Linked DNA regions of Homo sapiens: region 2 is linked to region 1. A link is an interaction called in ENCODE POLR2A ChIA-PET data of the cell type or tissue named here. Cell type or tissue: PC-9. All regions are shown on one strand.

Region 1 (8,000 bases):
TTGACTGAAATTATTTCTGAAAAGTCTTTATAAAATACTTATTGGAGTTTCTGGATCCTAGCCAGCAGGAGCTTACAATTTATGACTTCGTGGATGGCAACAGATATTAAGGACACGCATGCAGCTGAGAAAGTATTGAATGAGTTTTACTGATGTGCCATTGTAAGAGTAAGTGTGTGCTGGAGGGTGAAATGACTATGATAATTAGAAACTTTAAAAATTATTTTATTTGTTATTAATACCTTCTTTATTCAAAGAAAGGAATAGGTCAGCTTTTAGGGATGTGCTGCAGTTATCTATTGCAGAGTAACAAACCATTCTGAAAGGTAGTAGCTTGATAATAACAACTGTCTATGGGCTGAGCTCAGGTGGGTGATTCTTCTGTTGGCCTTGTCTGACTTATTCATGTGGCTGCACTTATCTGGAGGTTTTATAGGGCTGGGGATCCAAAATGGCTTTATCCACATGTTTGGCACCTCAGCTAAGTCTGAAACAACTGGAGGCTGGACAGAAATCTTTCTCTCTCTCCTGCTACAGGTCTTTGCAGCAGAGTAATGGAATATCTTTACTTTATGTATTGGCTAAGGCTCCAAAGAGGCTGAAAGCAGAAGCTTCCATGCCTATGAAGGCCTAGGCCAGAGCTGGCAAGGTGTCACTTTCACTACCTTCTATTGATTAATAAATTCATAAGGCTGGCTTGATTCCATGTTGGAGAGAAAATAGACTAACTTTCTGATGGGAGGAAGAGCAAAGAATTTGAGTCATCTTTAATTCACTGAAGGACATAGAATAGACAAGAAAATGTAATAATAACCTCTAAAAATTGCCAATAAATTTTTGATTGAAGGTCAACTAGCAGATGTGACATGTTTACACCCAGTAGCAACAACACAAATTGTCTAATTTCAAGGACCCCAAAAGGTCAACTTACCAATTAGCTTAGCCCAAGGTTTACTTTTTTTTTTTTTCTGGTTGGAGTTACTCATATAATTTTACAATGTTAGCGTTGGGAGACAATTTGAAGGTTACCTAGTCCAGTCAAATGTTTTTTGATGAAAATAAGCATTTAAACAAGATTACAGACATATTTTTCTAGGTGAGAGGTGTAGCGCACGGGCTAACTAATTTGTTTATATGATTAATTCATTGTGACTTTGGTTGAGGACAGAATCTAGGGAAGTGGAACATAGGACAAGTATATTTTACATGGAAGGGAAAGGTAGGAAAATATGCAAGGTATGCAGTGTGTTCACAGCCTAGGAAGGTCCTAGGGATGGAGATGTGCACTGCAGTCAAAGAAAAATCAAAGTGCCTAGATCTGAGGAAGGGGGGATGCCTGAGGGAAGAATTTCAAAAGTGATACCCTACAGGCTTCTTCCCATTAGTGAGAGAGAAGACTTCTTGGAAAAACTGTTTCAACAGTATTGGAAATGAGAAGTAGATTTCTCATGAACTGCCCAGTTAGTTTGCAGGAATGCTTAACTTTTCCTCTAGAGATTAGCTTTTTCATATCTTTGTATAAGCTCAAAGTTTGTCAAAATATATATAGTTGGCTGATTTTCACCTTTGTCTTTCTGTAGTTCCTCTTCCCTGTCTTCCTAGAAGAGGGTGTTTATTGACTGATCTGTGATGGTGTTGCTCACTGGCTTCCTCTGTTGTTTTCAGAATGTATGTTTTTGGTGTGGATTAGCATCCAGGTGTGTGTTTATAATAATAGAGCTCTTTGAAGCCCAGTGTGCTGGACTTTGGCTCCCTGGCTGGTTGAAACATATTTCCCACTTCATTTTGCAGTTGTTATTTTTGCAAGCTAGGTTTAACAGCTTTGGTCTTTTCATTTTCTGAAAATTATGGGAATGCTTTGAGGTGCCAACATGTCTCAACATGTTTTAATGGAAGAGGAGCTGAGGTCATTGTGAAGCCAATAAATTTCAGCTGGAGAAGGAAAACTGTAAAAGGGAAAGTGACAGGTATGCCATTTCACCCTTTTTCCCTAACTGGCTGGTGGCATTGCTGTTACTTCTTCCCATGGTTTTTGGCCCACAGTTTCCTTGTTGACCAGCCCAATGTCCATAAGAGATACTGTTTCCATCTGCAGTTTCTGAATGGGATCTAACTCCTATTTGTAAAATATGCTACGTTCTTTTTGGGCCTGAGTCATTTTTTTTTTCTCTTATAAATAGATTGACACTGCAATTAAGAGAGACTTCACTTAATAAGAGAGACTTTGGGAATATAGGGAGTATTTAACACCTGTGATTCAATGAAACATGTATTTTTCTTAGATCTGTAATAATCCTAAATGATCCTGGACTATTTTAAAAAGTCGTAGTATTTTGGTGTAAAAAAAGCAGGTTCTACCCTATTTCTCAATGTACAAGATTTATGGGTCTTAGGGCTAGTTCATAACTCTAGGTTCTGCTTCAGTGGGTGTACTTGTTACTGAATTAGCTAAGGTATTAACTGTTTGATGACTTGAAAAGACAAATTTCCTGGTCTCACATGTTACATTTGCAAAGACTCTAGATTTCTATTTCAATAAAGCTTAAATGGAAACACCTCTGCTTTCAATGGTAGGCAATTTATTTGTGGGACTCTTGAGTGACTTTCCCAGAAAGGCTGGCTGCTGTGGATGTGTGCCTCTGCTCAGGTATCATTTTTCTTTTGAAACATCATTAAAGCACAACAGGGGTAAATCAATACCTATTGACTCGCAGTTGTGGTTTCTCATTTGTTCCACTGATCTGATGAGATGGCTTTTTAACCCATTTAGCACTATCAGAAAGGACACCTCTGGCCAGAAATGTTCCTGGCTGTTTGTGGTATCTGTAAATTGATTTTTTTTTCCTCATTCACCCTCTCTTTTCCTATCTGGCCCCCAGAGGACAGATTTTCTCAGACATGTTCTAATCTGATCAATACCAGAAAATCTAGGCAGTCATCAGAAAAAGCATCATCTTAAGGTTCTGAGCCTGAGAGACATGTCAGTAACTCTAAAACACTGTAGCTGAATGGCCTGAACACATCGAGCAAGGTGAGCCTTTCAGATTCCCTTGGAACCTGAGCTAGCACGTGCCTACAATGGGTGATTTTGCTGCCTGCTTCACTGACATAGACCTAAGTAGGCTAGGCAGGGAGAGGAGAGAACAGCTGTTGAAAATTCAGAGACCTCCCCACACTTTTTGCTTTGGGAAACTGAGAGAAGGGTTAACTTCTCCCATCCCCAGCTTGGCTTCCAGACCTGGAGTCCCTGCCCCTGGTTACCTTGTTAATGGAGATTGAACTTCAGTGACAGCTGTAGAGACTGGAGGAACAGGCCAGGACAAGAGGCATGAGTTGTCAACCAACTTTGCTTCAACTAGACCTGGTTCAGATGTCCTGGGGAAGGAAAGACAGCAATTTTGCCTGGAGGTATTCCTGGGACTCCCTGCAGGTTGAGGGCAGAAGAGGAACAATTAGCTCTTGACCTAGAATAGCTTGATAGGTTACTGCTGGTGGTTTGCAGAGGTGTGGGGGTGATGAGGAGATATGTAATCAATCATGTAATCAGAGGGCTTAAACAAAACAAAACAAAACAAAACAAAAGAAGAGAGGAGGGGGAGGTGAGGTAAGAAAGAGAAATAAATTTGGGTGTAGAGATTTTTTAAGAGAGTAAAAGTGGAAAAAAGGATTAGGAGACTAAACAAAGAGCCCTAAGAAGCTTATCTCTTGATGGCTAATGGACCCAATGTTTGTGTCCCCCCAAATTCATATGTTGAAGCCCTAGTCCCCAATGTGATAGTATTTGGAGGTGGAGCTTTGAAAGGTAATCAGGTTCAGATGAAGCCATGAGGGCAGATCCACCAGGTGAGGACATAATCAGGAAGAGGGGGCCCTCACCATAACCTGACCATGCTGCCACTATTCTTGGACTTCCAGCTTCCAGAACCAGGAGGAATACGTTTGTTGTTTAAGCTACTCAGCCTCTGGTAGTTTGCTATAGCAGCTCAAACTGACTAAGACACTATCAATCTGTCTTCCATAGTAAAGTGTCATCTGCATATATAGCTATCTTGTCTTCTCTCAAAGTATGAGGAACACATGCAGGTTTCTGGCATGCAGAATTGATCTTTGTTCGTATTTTCATTGTAATTGAGATTACTTGAGGAAATTGGGTAACAAGAAGTGTACTTAGAGAAAGTGGAATGAGAAATGAGAGAAAGCAGTTTGATTAGGCTTTTTGGTTAGATACAGTATTTGAGGCTAGTTTTTGGAGGTGAGTTATGTTTTTTGGGCATGGCTTTTTCTATTGAGATTTAGTCTACCAATGATTTGCTGTATTTTGACTTGTGTTTAGGTTTAAGTATGGTGTTAGGTGGTGAATTGTAATTGGGAAGAATTCTAACAGGTTGGAAAATTTATGTGTGTGTGAGGAGAATTTTCTTTCTTTCTCCTCTGGAATATATTTTAAAAATAAACTCCTCAAGAGAATTGGCTGTACTGCTGTCTCAGTCTGCTTGCTTCCCAGTCTCTCTTGAACCCACTCCAGTTAGACTGCTCTCACCTCCACATTGCTGAAATGCTTCTTATCGAGGTCTCTGTTGTGCTCCATGTGGATAAATGTCACGATCAGTTAGTTCTCATTTCCCCTGACCTCTTCAAAGTATTCCACATCAATTCACTGCCTTCTTGAAACACTTTCCTCACGAGGCTCCTGGACAACCCCCATTTCTGATTTTCCATCTCTCCTGTTCTGAGCCTCTTCAGTCTCAGTACTGGACCTCCCTTTCTTCTCATGACTTCTGCCCAGAGCACTCCAGGGCTTGTTCTCATAGCTCTGCTCCCTTTCTTCTCTCTCCCTCAGAAGACCTCGTGCACTTCCGTAACTTTAGATACCCTCTCTCTAGTTCCAGTGCTGACTATTCCCCAGAATTCCAGACTGAAACTCAGCTGTCTAAGCATCTCCACTTAGAAATTTAGTAGACTTCCACATTTAATATTTCCAACACACTCCTGATTCCACATTGCTCTTCCCCTAAAAAGAAACTTGTTCTTTCCTTGTACAAGAAAGAACTCAGAAGGTGATACCACTGTCTACCCAGCTGGTTATGCAAAACACTGTGGGGACATTCCTGATCCTTTCTTTATCTCATATCCTCATATTTACTCCATCAGCAAATCCTGCTGACTTCACCTTCACTGACTGCTCTTCACCATCTCCATCATCACTGACTGAGTCCTCACCACTCCCCCTGTCCTGGACCACTGCAGCAGTTTCATGACTTGTCTCCCTGCTTCCACTCTTGTGACCCTGGTAGCACATTCTCTGCTCAGCATCCAGAAATGAAACTTTAAAAATGTAAGTCAGATTGTTTCCTGCCATTGCTTCTCCTTCCAACTAGAATAAAAGCAAAGTCCTTCTCAAGCCCTACAGAGCCCTATATGAACAGGTCCTCGGCTAGCACCCAAACTCATCCCCTACCAGCCTCCCTGCGGCCCTACATGGCCTTAACTGTGCCTGCAATAATTAAGGCAATTTCCCACCTCACAGCTTTGTCCTTGCTCTTTTCTCCTCTGCAATGCTTCTACCCTGGATATGACTGAGTTCTCCTTTACATCCTACTCTCCATCAAATGAACCCTTCTCAGAGAGGCTTCTCGGATGACTCTCTTTTTCCTATTGCCATGTGCTGCATTATTTTTCTTCATATCAATGGTCATGATAGGATGATAACTGCAATATTAGAGTGTAAACTCCATGCAGACAGATACCTTGCTGTTTTCTGCTTTATCCTCAGAATCCAGAATGGAGCCCAGCAGATAATTCATGCTGATTTATGGATGGCAAATGTGGCTCATATCATCATGTGACATTCAAATAGATCTTGGGATGGTGGATGTGTGGCAGTACACTCATATTCACCATTTATTCAGCATGTTGTTTTTGACTAGTCCTATTTATACGGAATTAAGTAGGCTGTTCTGTCCCAGTAGATTGCAAACTTCTAGAAAAAAGGCACTAATATCTGATAATGTTTCAACTCAGCAAGTTTGTGACAATGACTCCCAACATTATCTTGAAGATCATATTTTTTACATTTTAGAGGTAAAAAACTGATAGCCTGTGGCCCAAATCCCCTTTAAGTGTGTTTGGTTTAACTTATACAGTCCTGGCCTGCATGATGTTTTATTTTACTTTATATTATTCTTTTGAGACAGGGTCCCATTCTCTCACCCAGGCTGGATTAGTGTGGCATGATCTCAGCTCACTGCAACCTCTTCCTCCTGAGCTCAAGTGATCCTCCCACCTCAACCTCCTGAATAAGCTGGAACTATAGGAATGCACCATCATGCCCAACTAACTTTTGGTAGAGACGGGGTTTTGCCATGTTTCCCAGGCTGGTCTCGAACTCCTGGGATGAATCAATCTGCCCACCTTGGCCTCCCAAAGTGCTGGGATTACAGGGGTGAGCCACTGCATCTGGCCCTTGAATGATGTTTAAATTTGAATTAGTTGTCAGCATTTAAAAATTTGAGTGATTTTATACAATAATCTAAATTTCTGGCTAAAAAAAGTAAATAACTTGACAATACTGGTTTGCAGTCCTTCAAAAACTAGCTGGAGATGAGTTACTGCTCCTATTTCAGTTGGGGCCTACACTCTCCCTTTTATGCAATTCTTCACTGTTCCTTACTGAGATCTGTAAAACGGGGCCTGCACTAATTGCCAACTTATGGCTTGCACTTGGCCTACTTCACTCATCTCTATATTTGCCTGGTCTCTATAGACTTTTGAGTTTGTGACCCCTATTCTCATCAAATGTGAGATTTTTCTCTTTTACTGTAGCTACTAAGACTTGAAATTTGTCCATTACCTCTTTCAGGTCACTAAGAGAACCATATAGTTATCATCTTGGCAATTAATGTTGGAGAAATGCTGCAGGACAGTTGTTTAATTTTGGAAAATGTTCTACTCTTCTCCTTGTGTCGTCCTTTATAGAAAATGGCTTTCCCCAATTGTTTGATTCTACAGGGAAATCTACTAATAAAATGAAAAGAGTATAGGCATTGGGATCAGACAGAAGAGGTAAAATATTGGATATAGCACTTGCTAGCTGTGTAACATTGGACAAGTTATTAACTTCTGTGAATCACAGTTTACTCGTTTGTAAAATGGGAATACTAAGTGCTAATCTCACAGTGTGCCTTTTCTTAATCAGTATATCTGGTTATCCAGTTATTATCATTTACACTTTGGTTTGAATAATGGTACAACTCTTCCAGGGTTCATTTGCATTTTAAAAGAGGAGCTTGCTAACTAAAGCGAATCTCTCAGTGGTAAGATAAAATAATGCTAATTGACAAGTTAATGGGTGCAGCACACCAGCATGGCACATGTATACATATGTAACTAACCTGCACATTGTGCACATGTACCCGAAAACTTAAAGTATAATAATTATTAAAAAAAAAAAAAGTGAAGCTTAAAAAAAAAAAAGTGAGACATTTTAAAATGGAGGCTTTCTAAGGACCATTGCCATCTTTTTGCCAGCAGGACAGGGGTTAATAACTTGATGTGAACCTCCTTCATTATGGATTTATGATGTAAGCCAGGACAAAATTTAAGAAGCTAATGATTTTTTTTTTTAAAAGCATTCACTTTAGGCTGGGCATGGTCCCTCATGCCTGTAATCCCAGCACTTTGGGAGGCCGAGGTGAGCGGATCACTTGAGGTCAGGAGTTCGAGACCAGCCTGGCCAAAATGGTGAAACCCCATCTCTACTAAAAATACAAAAATTAGCCGGGCATGGTAGCATGCACCTGTAGTCCCAGTAACTTGGGAGGCTGAGGCACCAGAATTGCTTGAACCTGGGAAGTGGAGGTTTTAGTGAGCCGAGATCATGCTCCAGCCTGGGTGACAGAGCAAGACTCTGTCTGGGGGGGAAAAAAAAAGCATTCCCTTTATATGAACAGATAATTCCTCAGTTATACAGACTGAAAAAATTAAGATTCATATTTGATTCT
Region 2 (8,000 bases), 1.0 Mb after region 1:
GAAAAGCTCTCTATAAGCCTTGACAAGAAAACATACTCACATATCATAAGAGAGCAATAGGCTTTAGAGCTTTCTATGATTTTTAATGCTTGGTTGACTCTACAACAGCCCCCTCAGACTTATCACTTGCCACAATATCAGAAGATCTTGGATGCTGAGAACAGATGTAATTAGCATGACTAACTCTTATAGTCCCAAAGCTTCAGACATCAGCAGCAGAGAGGAGCCAAGCAGACACAGGATGAATAATGAATAATGAGAAAGGTTGCAAAATATGCTTTAAAATTATATGTCTAATTTTTCTTAAATCCACAAAACTTCTGTTAAATGAAGCTATGCCATTTCATTAAATTATCTACATGTTATTTAAGAAAAAAAAAAGAAAACAACTTTAGTATAATTTCAAATGTCTCCTTCACACAGACACAATCATGCTCATGGCCCTCTGTTGTATAAAGATTTCCCCGTTCCAGGCCGGGTGCGGTGGCTCACGCCTGTAATCCCAGTGCTTTGGGAGGCCGAGGCAGGCGGATCACAAGGTCAAGTAATCAAGACCTTCCTGGCCAACATAGTGAAACCCTGTCTCTGCTAAAAATACAAAAATTAGCTGGGCATGGTGGGGCGCACCTGTAGTCCCAGCTACTGGGGAGGCTGAGGCAGGAGTTATTGCTTTAACCTGGGAGGCAGAGGTTGCAATGAGCCGAGATCATGCCACTGCACTCCAGCCTGGTGACAGAGCAAGACTCCGTTTCAAAAAAAAAAAAGATTTCCCCTTTCCTGCTGTCTAGTCAAACTACTGGAAGGGAATGATTTCTTCCTTTCTCTTCCCTTGACTATCAAACTTTTAAAAAGAGATTTCAGACTTTCTTACAATCTCTCCACTCCTTTCTCATGGTAATCTGCTTTCTACCCCATTAATTTTCTTAAAGTCCAATGGCCTCTGTTCCAATCATCTTCTCAAACTTATTGAAATATTCCTTACTCTTGTTCCACGTATCCTTCTCTGCAGCCTCCTAAGACACTACAGCCACCTGAGAATTCTGTTAAACTTAACCATATCATTGGTTTCTCCTAAATGCAAGCGTTATCTAGACGTTTCTTAGGACTTTGGCCTTTATCTCTCTGTGACTTTCTTATCTACTCCTAAGGCCACAAATATCCACTCTGTGTTTATGTCTCTCTTAAATTTTACTTCTTAATCTAAACAGGAGACCCAATTGTCAACTGCTAAGTTAAATCTGTGTAGATGCACAAGGGCACCTGAAAATACTCCCTTTGGTCCAAGCTCAGTCTTTCTCCTGTTATACTCTGGTTAGCTTTCCCCTAAACCAGATTAAAATACTGGAGTTATCTTTGGCTATTTGTTCTTTTGAATGTCTGACATCCAATTAGTTGCTCAGTTCTTTCCCTTCTGTGTCTACAGTTATTTTCCTCATCTAAGCCATAGTTTTCCCATTACCACTCTTCGGGATCTTCCCCTTGCCTTCTTCCTGTTTTCTAACAAACACTCCTCTCTTTTACATCCTTCCACTTGTCCTTTCCCTGTCAGAGTTATTTTTCTAACGAACAATTTTGACCAAGTCATCCCTTACTCAAAGCCATCTATCTCTACAGAATAAAGATATGTCTACGACATTATCCCTCTAGTTAACAATACTGTGTAGTACACTGTAAAATTTGTTAAAAGGGTAAAACTCATGTTAAGTGTTCTTAACACTTAAAAATACTAAAAAAACAGATTAGTATCTCTATCTTGGCATTTAAGGGAGGTCATAATTAGGTCCTTAGCAGGCTATGTAGCTTTAAAAACATTAGGTATAGAATTGTTTTAGCAACCAAAAAGGGCTGACCACAGAGGAGAAAAATCAAAAGAAATAAAATAAAATAAAACAAAATAAAAAAGGATATAGGTTGTTTTCATTTGCCCTTTTTTTCCACTTTGATGGCAAAACTTAACTTTTTAACAATGATTGTATTGCCATCTGCTGGAATTATTGAGAACTGCATTTTAAGTCTTTTTTTTTTTTTAAGTGTGAAGTGTTTTCTTTCAATTTTTCAAAAACTCTTTCTAAATATGGCTTTTAATGTTGAATCTAATAAGAGATTTTAGAGCTTCATGTAAGAATGATCTTTGATTTTAAAGCACACAAAATTACAATTAACAAATTGATACAGCCTTTGCTTATAAGAGACTATGGTGCTTCATCCCTTATTACTAACATCATTTATATCATTGAGCCCAAGAATAAAACAATTGGTGTGATGGGGAGTAAAGTGTGTTATCTAATGTCAGGTGACTTTCAGTGACATCACATTTTTAACACTAATTAACAATTCAAATTCTTACCATCTCGTGAGACTCAGAACTAGAATTACTTTTTCCAATAAGGTCTTCCCAAGCCAAGCCTCCCCCTCCCTGAATTTGTGAACTTATTTGCATATACCCTTCACCTAAGATTAGTCATAGTGCATTATATTGACAGGTAACATTTTCTATGTTTACCTCTCAATATATAATAGTGGTTAAGAATCTGGTCTCTAATGCCTCTTTCAAAATATACATTTTCCACTTACTAGCTGTTAATTAAAATTTTTGTAATCATTTTCCTTATCTGTCAAAGAGAGATAACACTATTTCCTTCATAGGGTTGTTGGTAAGATTAAATTAGCAAAAACTGTAAAATCACTCAAAGCAGTACCTGCTATGTAGTAAGCACATAACAATTACTAGCTAATAGCAGTGACCTGAGCAGATTGTTAAAATTGTGTAACTCATACAACAGGTAGCAGTGAGTCCCACATAGGCTTACAACAGTATTATTAAAGACTTTTTATTAGCTATTTTTAAATTAATTAGATTTTTATGTATAATTTACATGCAGTAAAATTTATCATTTTTAAAGGTACAATTTTATAAGTTTGACAACTGTATACAGTTGGTTAACCATAGTCACAATCAGAATATTTCTATCACCCTAACGTGTTATGTGCCCATTTTCATACGTCTCTTGTCCCCACTCCCAAACCCTAGTAACCTCTAACTCCTAAAGACCACTGATCAACTTTTAGCCACTATAGGTTTTCATTTTAGAATTTTATGTAAAGGAAACCATACCATGATGTAGTCTTCTGTGTCTGGATTCTGTTACTTAGCATAATAATTTTGAGATCCATCCATGTTATTCTGTATAGCAGCAGTTCATTCGTTTTTATTGTGGATTAGTATTTCATGGATACTTGACTTGCTTCTAGGTTTTGGCTACTGGGAATAAAGCTGCTGTAAGTATGCATACAAGGCTTTGTGCAGACACGTGTTTTCATTTCCCTGGGATAAATACCTAGAAAAAGGGTTGCTAGGATAAACAGCCAGAGAGTTGCTAGGTTGGATGGTAAAGTCAATGTTTATCATTACAAACTCCCAAACTGATTGTATTATTTTGTATTCCCACCAACAAAGATGAGCTCCAATGGCCCCATCTTCTTGCAAATACTTGATCTATTCAACTCTGGTGATTTTAATCACTCTAATGACTAATAATGTTGAATATTTTTTCACTTGCGTATTTGCTGTTCTTACATCTTCCCTGACATTGATACAGCTTTTGCCTATTTTGCAATTATCTTCTTACTATTGAGTTTTTGAGTACAAATCCTTTATCAGACATGCGTTTTGCAAAAGTTTTCTTCCAGTCAATGGCTTTCCCTTCTATTTTCTTAATTGTTTCTTTAAGAGCAAATTTTTAATTTTGATGAAGTCAAATTTATTATTTTTTCCTTTGTGTCCTATCTCAGAAATATTTTTGTAATCCAAGATCACAAATATTTGTGTGTCTATCTTTTCTGATATGATATTTTTAGCTTCGGATTTTCTGTTTAGGACTACGATTTATCTTGAGTTAATTTAGATGTATAGTGTGAGATAAGGCTTGAGATTCAAAAATTTCACACAAAAATATACAACTGATGCAGCAATTTTTGTTGAAAAAAACTCTCCTTTCCCCATGGTATTATTTTTACATTTATGTCAAAAGTCATTGAACACATATGTGAAGTTTGAATTCTGAACTCTATTTTTGTCCCTTTGATCTATAAGTCTTTTCTTAAACAGTCTAGATTACTATAGTTTTATAGTCCTAGGATTAGGCACTGTATGTCCTACAACTGTGTTTTGGGTTTTTTCAAGATTTTACGTTCATGTAAATTTGAGAGTTATCATATCAATTTCTATAAAAAATGCTGCTGGAATTTTGATTGAGGTTGCATTAAATCTATGTACCAATTTTAGGAAAATTTAAAGCTCAACAGTATTCCATGTTCTTATTCATTACATGATATTTCTATACATTTGTTCAGGCTTTCTTTAGTTTCTCTTAGCAATATTTTGTAGTTTTTGTTATCCATGTGTGATTTTTTTTCCTTTTTTTTTTTTTTTTCGAGACAGAGTCTCTTTCTGTCACCAGGCTGGAGTGCAGTGGCGCGATCTCGGCTCACTGCAAGCTCCGCCTCCCGGGTTCACGTCATTCTCCTGCCTCAGCCTCCCGAGTAGCTGGGACTACAGGCGCCTGCCACCACGCCCGGCTAATTTTTTTGTATATTTAGTAGACACGGGGTTTCGCCGTGTTAGCCAGGATGGTCTCGATCTCCTGACGTCGTGATCCACCCGCCTCGGCCTCCCAAAGTGCTGGGATTACAGGCGTGAGCCATCACGCCCAGCCCATGTCTGATATGTTTTTTATTAAATTTATTCCGTAGTATCTCTTGTTCTTTGATGCTATAATGAATGGTATTTCTACTTCTATTTTCAATTGTTTATTGCAAATATGTAAAACTACAACTAATTTTTATATATTGACTTTGTAACTTGCAACATTGCTGAATGTGCCTATTAGTTGTATATTAGTTTTTGTAGATTCCTTAGAGTTTTCTATGTACCCGATCTTGTTGTCTGCAAACAGTTTTCTTTCCTTCCAATATCTATGTCTTTCATTTCTTTTTCTTGCTTTATTTAGTATTAGCTACCCTAATATGACATTCAATGGATATAGTGAAAAGGCCATTCTTACCTTTTTCCCAATGTTAGGTAGAAAATATTAAGTCATTCAATACTATATGATTTTAATACATAGCCTTTTAATAATTTGATGACATTTCATTTTATTCCTAGTTTGTTGAGAGTTTTTATCATAAGGTAAGCTGAATTTCGCCAAGTGCTTCTTCTATATCAATCATATTGTTTGGTATTTTGTGTAAGTCAATCTAGGGAGTTACATTGATTCATTTTCAAATGTTAAGCCAACATTGTATTATTGTCATGAGCCTCACTTGGTAATGAAGCATTATTACTTTTTATTATTCACTGGATTCAATTTGCCAAAATTTTCTTAAGCAATTTTGACTGTTTATGAGGGATATTATTCTGGAGTTTTCTTTCTAGAAATGTGTTGCTTGATAAAATGAGTTGTGAAATATTTCCTCTTCTGAATTTTCTAAGAGTTAATGTAGGCCGGGCGCGGTGGCTCACGCCTGTAATCCCAGCACTTTGGGAGGCCGAGGCAGGTGGATCACGAAGTCAGGAGATCGAGACCATCCTGGCTAACACGGCGAAACCCCGTCTCTACTAAAAATACAAAAAAATTAGTCGGGCGTGGTGGCAGGCGCCTGTAGTCCTAGCTACTCGGGAGGCTGAGGCAGGAGAATGACGTGAACCCGGGAGGCAGAGCTTGCAGTGAGCCGAGATCGCACCACTGCACTCCAGCCTGGGTGACAGAGTGAGACTCTGTCTCAAAAGAAAAAGAAAAAGAAAAAAAAAAACAGTTAATGTAGAATTTTATAATTTTCTTCCATAAATATTTGGTAGAATTCATGAGTGAAGCTATCTGGAAGTTTCCTATGTAAGAAAGATAGATTATAAATTCAATTTCTCTAAATAAGTTATCTGTTTCTTCTTCAGTGTGCTTTGGTAGTTGCTGTTCTTTAAAAAAAATGATTCATTTTATCGAAGTTGTTGAATTAATTGGCATAAAGTCTTTTAAGACATTTTTCTTATCCTTTTAATGTCAGTAGAACATGTGGTAATGTTTATTTTTTCATTACTAATATTGATTATTCCTCTCCTCTTTTAATTGACCAATTTAGCTGGAAGTTTCTACATTTTATTGACTTTTCAAAGAATCATTCTTAGTTTATTACCTTTCTCTATTATTTGCTTATTTTCTGTTTCACTGGCTTTCCCTTTGTTACTGAAGGATATTTTCACTGAACATAAAATTCTGGTGTGACAGGTATTTTCTTTTAGCACCTTTAAAATGTGCTAATTACTTCTGGCTTCTATAGGTTCTGATGAAAAATCCACAATTATTTGAATCATTGTTTCTCTATGGGTAATGTGCCATGTTTTTTCCTGGTTGCTTTTGTGTGTGCGTGTGTGTGTGTGTGTGTTTGTGTCTGGCTCTGTTGCCCAGACTCAGTGCAAGCTCCACCTTCTGGGTTCACGCCATTCTTCTGCCTCAGCCTCCCGAGTAGCTGGGACTACAGGTGCCCGCCACCAAGCCCAGCTAGTTTTTTTGTATTTTTAGTAGAAACGGGGTTTCACCATGTTAGCCAGGGTGGTCTCGATCTCCTGACCTCGTGATCCGCCCGCGTCAGCCTCCCAAAGTGCTGGGATTATAAGCGTGAGCCACCGCGCCCGGCCTCCTGGTTGCTTTCAAGAGTTTATCTGTCTTTAATTTTCAGCAGTTTTGTTATTATGACTCTGGGGCTAGAGTTCTTCAGACTTATTTTGTTTGCAGTTCACTTAGCTTCTTAAATTTTTAGGTTTATGTCTTTCATTGTATTTGAGAAGTTTTCAGCCATTATTTTTTCAAATTTTTTTTTCAGCACTATGTTTATTCCCCTCCTCTTCTATAACTCCAATTACATGTATATTATAGCTTTTGTGTACTATCATAGGTCCCTAAGACTTTGTTCTTTCTTTCCTCAAACATTTTTCTTTCTGCTGTTCAGACCGGATAATTTATATTGTTCTATATTCAAGTTTGCTCTTTCTTCTATAATCTCTATTCTACTTTTGAGTCTATTCAGTGAGCTGTTGGGTTTTCTCTTAAATTTTAGATACTATATTTTACAGTTCTAAAATTTTCATTTGGTTCTTCTTTATGTTATTTCTTGCCTGATACTTTCTATTTTAATATTTGTTTCAAGAGTGCCCACAATTACTCATTTGATAATTTTTGTAATAGCTGCTTTAAATTCTTTGTCAGATAATTCCGAGCAGGGGAAGCAAAAAAGTTTTAATTTAGAATGGAGTTTAGAAGGTTGACTCTTACACGATATTGACATTTTAACTGATGGATAAAATTATTCTGATTTTTTTAAGTGACTAGAGAATACTGTTTTTATCTGAGAATGACCAATATTAGACCTGTCTTAGATTTCATTTGGAGGCAGAGGAATGAATAGTGTTTTCTTACTGTACCCTATAGGTTTCTGATAATTTTACACATCAATTACATATATGTGATTTATCACTTATCTTTCTCCCTGACATACTTTATTCTTCCTCAACGTAAAATCAAATGCTGATTTAATTTTTGTTGAAGTTTTACAGTAACATTTTCAAAGAATGTGTATGGGTTGTTTACTTACTAGGTCCTTGTAGATCTCAGAATGTCACATCTTCACCCCAATTCATAAACAAAGCCTGAGAACAGGATTCTAGAATCACAGCTCTTTTCACTCAAAAGTCCATAATATCACTTCATTGTCTTCTATTTTACTGTATTGCAGATAAAAAGATCGATAGTGTTGTCAATATTTTCTTTGTAACTTGTTTTCTCTGTCTGGAAGCTTAATAAGAAGTACTACTGATCGTACAGGTCTGTTAAGCACCCTAGAATGTGGCCAGAAGTATTTCTTTTTTCTTTAAACACCTCCAGCACTTACATGGTCTTTATCATCTAAAAACTCAAGTCTTCATCCAGCTCACAGGGATTTTTTAATAT

The links. ChIA-PET counts read pairs that join two places held together with the same protein. Peaks named below come from ENCODE experiments on the same cell type or tissue, not always from the same donor. Only the 100,000 strongest peaks of a DNase experiment are listed, where the experiment ranks them.
Region 2: POLR2A ChIA-PET joins it to region 1 with 6 read pairs; 2 of 35 experiments call an interaction of 5 or more read pairs at or near these places.

The regions. Positions count from the first base shown.
Region 1 is chr5:40,595,287-40,603,286 of GRCh38, reverse strand. LOC105374737 (a long non-coding RNA gene) reads right to left here and starts at 3,337. Exons shown (of 3, transcript XR_925942.3): 1 at 3,262-3,337. In PC-9, no CTCF peak of the experiment used is centred here; a DNase peak (open chromatin) is centred at 3,406.
Region 2 is chr5:39,573,060-39,581,059 of GRCh38, reverse strand. No RefSeq gene overlaps it. Among named protein-coding and RNA genes, the nearest start is that of LINC02104, 57 kb to the right of the region's middle. In PC-9, CTCF peaks have their summits at 1,779 and 1,979 (motif pointing left); no DNase peak of the experiment used is centred here.